2 separate regions of the Mus musculus genome follow, and region 2 is linked to region 1. The links are chromatin loops, found by intact Hi-C in ENCODE. Cell type or tissue: left cerebral cortex. All regions are shown on one strand. Links, peaks and the distances in the headings refer to the core of each region. The heading gives the core; the rest is flanking DNA.

Evidence for each region. Peaks named below come from ENCODE experiments on the same cell type or tissue, not always from the same donor. Only the 100,000 strongest peaks of a DNase experiment are listed, where the experiment ranks them.
Region 2: a loop joins it to region 1, with 4 times the contacts of the local background. A loop is called at or near these places in 3 of 42 quality-filtered maps.

Annotation. Positions count from the first base shown.
Region 1 is chr19:50,144,593-50,147,514 of GRCm38, reverse strand. It overlaps a transcript of Sorcs1 not described here. Among named protein-coding and RNA genes, the nearest start is that of Gm26629, 530 kb to the left of the region's middle. In left cerebral cortex, for the core only: a CTCF peak has its summit at 1,392 (motif pointing right); a DNase peak (open chromatin) is centred at 1,404.
Region 2 is chr19:49,538,470-49,541,391 of GRCm38, reverse strand. No RefSeq gene overlaps it. Among named protein-coding and RNA genes, the nearest start is that of Gm26629, 1.1 Mb to the left of the region's middle. In left cerebral cortex, for the core only: CTCF peaks have their summits at 1,183 (motif pointing right) and 1,726 (motif pointing left); DNase peaks (open chromatin) are centred at 1,156 and 1,717; H3K4me3 peaks cover 362 bases.

The DNA of each region.
Region 1 (2,922 bases), core at 291-2,790:
CTTCTCCCTGAGTTCTATTTACATTCCAGTTAACTGTATGATGTCTGTCCCGTTATGAAAGAACGGTGTTGTACTTAAAACTCATGCCAAAATGGTTACTTTGGAATGAGTGACAGGTTTGTTGTTATTAGTTTGAATTTTCACACTATTAATAAGGAACAAGGCAATTCAAAACCTTGGAATTACCAAAGGACAGAACCTGGGGCATGCTAAGGGCTCCTAGGGTTGGATGAAAAGGGCTTTGCATTTGGAACTGGAGAAGGGGCTTCCACATCTGGCAGTGCCAGATGTGTGACCTTGGGCTAATTACCTCACCATCCACAATCTGCAGTGGCTTCCTCCATATAAGGAGAGGGGAAACTTACCTCTTCCAGCTTTGTCATTCACAGTGGGCAGGTGATTCCCAAAAGGGTCAATAGTTGGTTGGAAATTCGTGGAAGAAAGAAACTCAGACGAGATCCAAAATTTCCAGGCACTTGGCTTGCCTACATAATTGAAATCTCACTGGATACATGTTGTTCCTTATATTTGGTCTACAAACACTAAACCATCCTTTGCCTTTTAGCAGGGTTAGAATGGCGGTGCTAATTAGCCCAGTTTCAGAATGCATAGGAGCCTTGACTATTTTTAGCCTGCCTTTAACCTCCTAAATTAAGTACTCTGCCTCCTCTTTTCTTTACAGGCCACAAACTGTGCTGTTCTGTCTCCTTAGGGATGGTCTGTCTCTCATGTCAGTCAGGGTGAAATCAAAAAGCAGAAAATGTCTCTAGGTAATTTACACGGAAGTGATTAGTCACGGGGGATTTGTTGCTTGAGTAACAGGAGAGGAAATAAGGCAGCAAAGAGCAGACAAACCTCCAGTGGAAGCCTGCAATTTTCCAAAGCTGGAGGGACACAGGCATCACCAAAATCCTTGGGCCAGGACACCTGGATTGAAGCTGCATTCACAGCACTTAGGTTTGGCTAGAGTTTGAGCCATGGAAGAAGCAAAACTAAGGCCTCTGAGGCTGTCCAGGCAGAAGAGACTGGAAGAAATGGCTCTTTTCCTCACTCCTCTCCTTGTGGGGAGCCCTTGAGACAGCATTGATGAGACAGGGATTAGAAAAGGGGAGCATTAGAAATGAGTTTGAAAGAACAAACTAGTAAGTGGCACAACACCCCTGCTAAGCTCAGCCTACATTAAGTGGAGAAAGCTCCCCTGGCCCCAACACAGGTTAAATGTCCATGCCCTTCTCTGGCTTGTTTGTCATGCTAACATATTTAGGCTGTGGATATCATGTTTGTGTAAACAGATCCTGTTATACCTTTCTTCCCACTGTGCACATTTAAGCAAAGACCTCTATTTCAGCTTGTTCTTTACATTCCTCCAGCATCTAGCACTGGACGTTGCCATTAGGGGGCACTAGATAAATGTTTGATGAAACTCAACCCTTAATTTTTAGCTTAGCATTATCAGCAAGTCCATTTTATTTAGTACTGATCTCTGAGGTGGCTTCACGGGGCAAGGCTAACCCAGCCAGCACCTCTAATTACGTGTCCAATTGCTGTTTGTCAAGAATCAACACCTCCCTGCCCTTCTTCTGGGCTAGCTCTCAAGCTGCTGTGTTCAACGAGCTATTCTTAGACATGAATTTAAGTAAAATAATTGCTGTTTAGAAAAAAAGGAAGACAAGAAGCAAGCTAGAAAGTGGAATAAAAACCAAAGCCCTAAATTTGGTTTCTGAATTATCAGTAATTTGTTTGCTTCTTTCCTAAGGAAATAGTAGAAATGAGTGTTTGAAAAGTTCATATTTGAAACTGGCATGGCAACTTTAGAGGGTAGATGTGTGTGTTGCATAGCCTGGCCACGACCTGAGTTCAATCCACTGATCCCACAAGGTGGCAGAAGTGAACTGACTCCCACGAGTACTACTCTGAGCTCCACATGTTCACAAGTACGCATGCAATTGCATGTGTGTGCGTGCACACACCACAGTTCTTTTAAATCAATATTTAAAGGAAACTAAATGTTTGGGTGCTGTTTGCATAAGAGAATCCCAAAATAATTCCACATAAAAAAACTGCAATGGAGTGGCTGACTATTATAAATGTTGCATACCTTGCTAGGAATCTATGGGTTACAGAGTGTACATATGAATTGATCTATATGTGCAGACATGGCTATAGCCAGGGATACCACAGTTGCCAATAAGACAGATATTGTATAGCTGCCTCCATAGAGTATACACGCTAATGGGGATATTAAAGAAGTTATGTGTCATTACCACATATATTGCTATTTTACATATAAGATAGTTTCAAGACACTGAAATATAAAAATAAACCATAATGGGCATCAGAGTGACAGAGGCAGAAATAAGGGGGAGGTGAGTTTGTCTTCAGAAGCAAAAATGTCTCTAAGTCCCAGGAATGCTTCTCTTGGAGCTGAAAGGCAGAACACTAGAAGGTCTGTTGCAGTGACAAGTGCATTGCCCCAGTTTCCAAAGTTAATCTTAGGACCACCCAGAAAACCAAAACAATTCAAAATTTAAAATATAGGAACAGTCTATTGCATGGGAAAATTGACTTTGTGGGCTCAAGAGTTCCCCCAAAGAGTTCCATAGAGGAAAAAAAAACCAGTTGGTTTTATTAAGAAGCATGTGAGTTCAAAAAAAATTGGAAAATATAGCAAGAATAAACCCTAATTAACAGGTAATAACCCCAATAAACTGTAGGACAGATTATTTTTGTTTTTATTTTTTTTTACACAAAATAAATAGCACCATAGACAATACAGTTGGTAGTTTAAAAGTAATTTCATGTAGTTTTGGCACTCTACTTCTAATCCCAACCCTCTGAGGCAGGAGGATCACCTGTTGCCTTAGTTATTTAAGGAAGCAACCTCATAAGCAGAACAAAGATGAAGTATTTGAACCTAGTAGC
Region 2 (2,922 bases), core at 276-2,775, 610 kb after region 1:
TGTGAGGCACCAAATTTACTTTGTTCTTCAAACATGCAATCAACAGTATGGGAATAGGTTTACATAGGAATTGATTAGAGAAAGGCAAATGAAACCGCAATTAAATTGAATCAATTGGCTCTACCTCATCCATTGTCGTTCACTCCTCACAGCTAGAGTCTTCAGAGATTAAGTATAGGGCACAGAAACCATTTCCTTGCCCTGCTTAAAGAAGAGCTTCAGAAATGAGTATTATGGTGTCTTTGAGTAAACTGCACCACAGAAGCAGTGTAAACATGGCTACATATGGGAATGTCAACCATACTACAGAAAAGATCTTCAGCTCTACACATTACAGGGTCACATGACACTGATCAGGAAAGGTTGAACATAGCAGAATATGTCTAATTCCTGAAATCATAGAGTGAGTACCTTTTTATATTCCATTTTAAACACTGTTAATTTCAAGCCAGATACTAGATACCCTGTACTTGTGGAAGCAAAATAAGTTTGTAACTACACTAAATGAGACAAGGGTATCAGTCTCTCTATCAGATTGAATAAGAAAAAAATGATTTTTAAGTATTGGAAGGCTCTCTTAATAGATAAGAGCTGGGTGACTCAGTCTACGTTTTCCTACTATAATAGAATCTCACAGGCTGTCTTATTTATAAAGAAAATAAACAGGTTTCTCACAGTTTTGAGAGCTAAGAAGTCCTTTGTCGAATTTTCAGGCTCCAAACCCTTTTCAGATGCTATGAGAGAGGACATCAGTAAGGATAGAATGAGATGACCTTGTTCTAGTTTCTCTTTGACTTATATAACACCACTAATCTTATCATAGAGGTTCTATACCTCATTTAACTCTAAGTACCTCCCAGAGGCCCCACCTCCAGGTGCCATCAATATGAGTTTTAGGAGTAAGTTTCTAGTTCATGACTTTGTGGGAATGTACTTGAAAGACTGTATTAGAAATCAGGAACGTATATTCTAATTCCGTTTACTCAGCAGCTCCCAGCTCCCGAACTTCCCTATTCTATAGAGTTAGTGGAAGACTCACCCAGGTAAAATTTCCATGCAGGACCACTGCAAGGATCAAATGTGGCTATGTCAACTCACTTTGCTGTTTAGCTAATGCAAGGGAAAGGATCGAAAGCTGTTCTGATAGATTGAGGCGCTCATTTCACGGTCCTCCAGAGGGAGCCATATCCAGAAGGTGATTAACAGACATCTACAATATTGGCTTGTTAATGAATTATCACTAATGAGAAGTCAGATAATTAAATGGCTTGTTAGCATCATTCTGGTGCTGACTTCAAACTGGCATCTAAAAGATATATCAAACCCCTTGAATTTCTGTAGTCTTTTATTATTTTTCTTAATCTTCCTGCACACTCCTGCAAACGTGATTCATTTCTAATTGCACAGTTACAGGCTCATAAGCCTTTGCTAAATACCCATCTGTGTGAACAAATGAAGGGACGTGTGAATGTGTGAATAAATTATTGATAAACTGTGAACTGATGAATCTGATTTGAAAGCCGTGAACAGTTCATGGCGAACTGCTCTTTCCAATAGGTTCTGTACAGAGGAGACACTGGTCCATAAAATTGGAAGAAAGAGGAGATGCAATGCCTTCTTCATCACACAGTTGGGAGGAGAATCACTGATTCTAAACGAAGCTAATCTGTGCGACATTGACCTGGCCCGGCTAAAAGGAAAGATGCTTTTTACAAAGTACTCCTCACTCCCTCTGCTGGCCAACTGGAGGATACCATACATAAATAAAGTTGCCATTCCCAATGGAGTGAAAAAAACTCATTGGGAGAGGATTGTGCCTACCCTGGCAGAGAATGATGCATCAGGGTGGGGAAACACAGGGGGGTACCCACCCCGTCAGAGGAGATGGGGATGGGGGATGTAGGGACCGGCTCTGTGAGGGGGGGACCAGGAGGGATACAGTGTTTGATGTAAGTAAATATTTAAATAAATGACATTTGAGATTCAAAATATATTTCGTTGCGAACAACTCCCTTATGATTGGAACAATTAAGCTCCAGAGATAATAATATGATAAGAACAAAAATATGCTAAGAAATATGTTCCATACAAGACTTTAACTTTTTTTTTTTTCTTTGACAAGGTTTCTCTGTATAGCTCTGGCTGTCCTGGACCTCACTTTGTAGACCAGGCTGTCCTGGAACTCAGAAATCTGCCTGCCTCTGCCTCCCGAGTGCTGGGATTAAAAGCAGGCACCACCACACCCGGCAAGACTTTAACTTTTGCATACATTTTTTTTCTGCTGAGCATTTTTTTCCTATGGCTGGCAAAGGGATCACAATGATATGGAGTTGAGTTTCCAGTCACATAACAAAAATAATTAAAATGCCTCATTAAGTGACGTTAGCCTATTGCTTAAAAAAGTTTATTTCAATTTTAATGTGAAGATTTAGTAATAAATACATCTTAGAAAATCCAGTAAGATCATATAAATTCAAAAGCCATAGTACAGAAAAATAATGGGGCTTTGCGATTAAGGCTGGCGTTTAATACAGGCAAGGTATTTTTCTTCTCTTGTTTTGTTATATAAGATAGCTTGGCCTCAAACTTGCTGTATGTCTGAAAATGACCTTTGATTTATGATCGTCCTACCTCAAATTCTCAAGTACAGGGATTGCAAACGTGTGGTTTTGTGAAGGGGGATCTTGAAGAGCAGACTTCAAATTCTAGTGTGTCTTAAAATTGCTGCTTCAATCAGAATTCCTCCAAGTCCTCAAAGCTTCTGTTGGAACAGTTCCTGGGTGGACCCCAGGGAGGAGAAACACTACTGGTTGTGTTTTGTTTTCCATCAGCTTTTTCTGTGAGCTTCAATATGCAAAGTGCTTTGGCAGGAGCTAGTAGAATCGTGGTAATATAATTTTCATTCAGAAATGTTCTATTTTA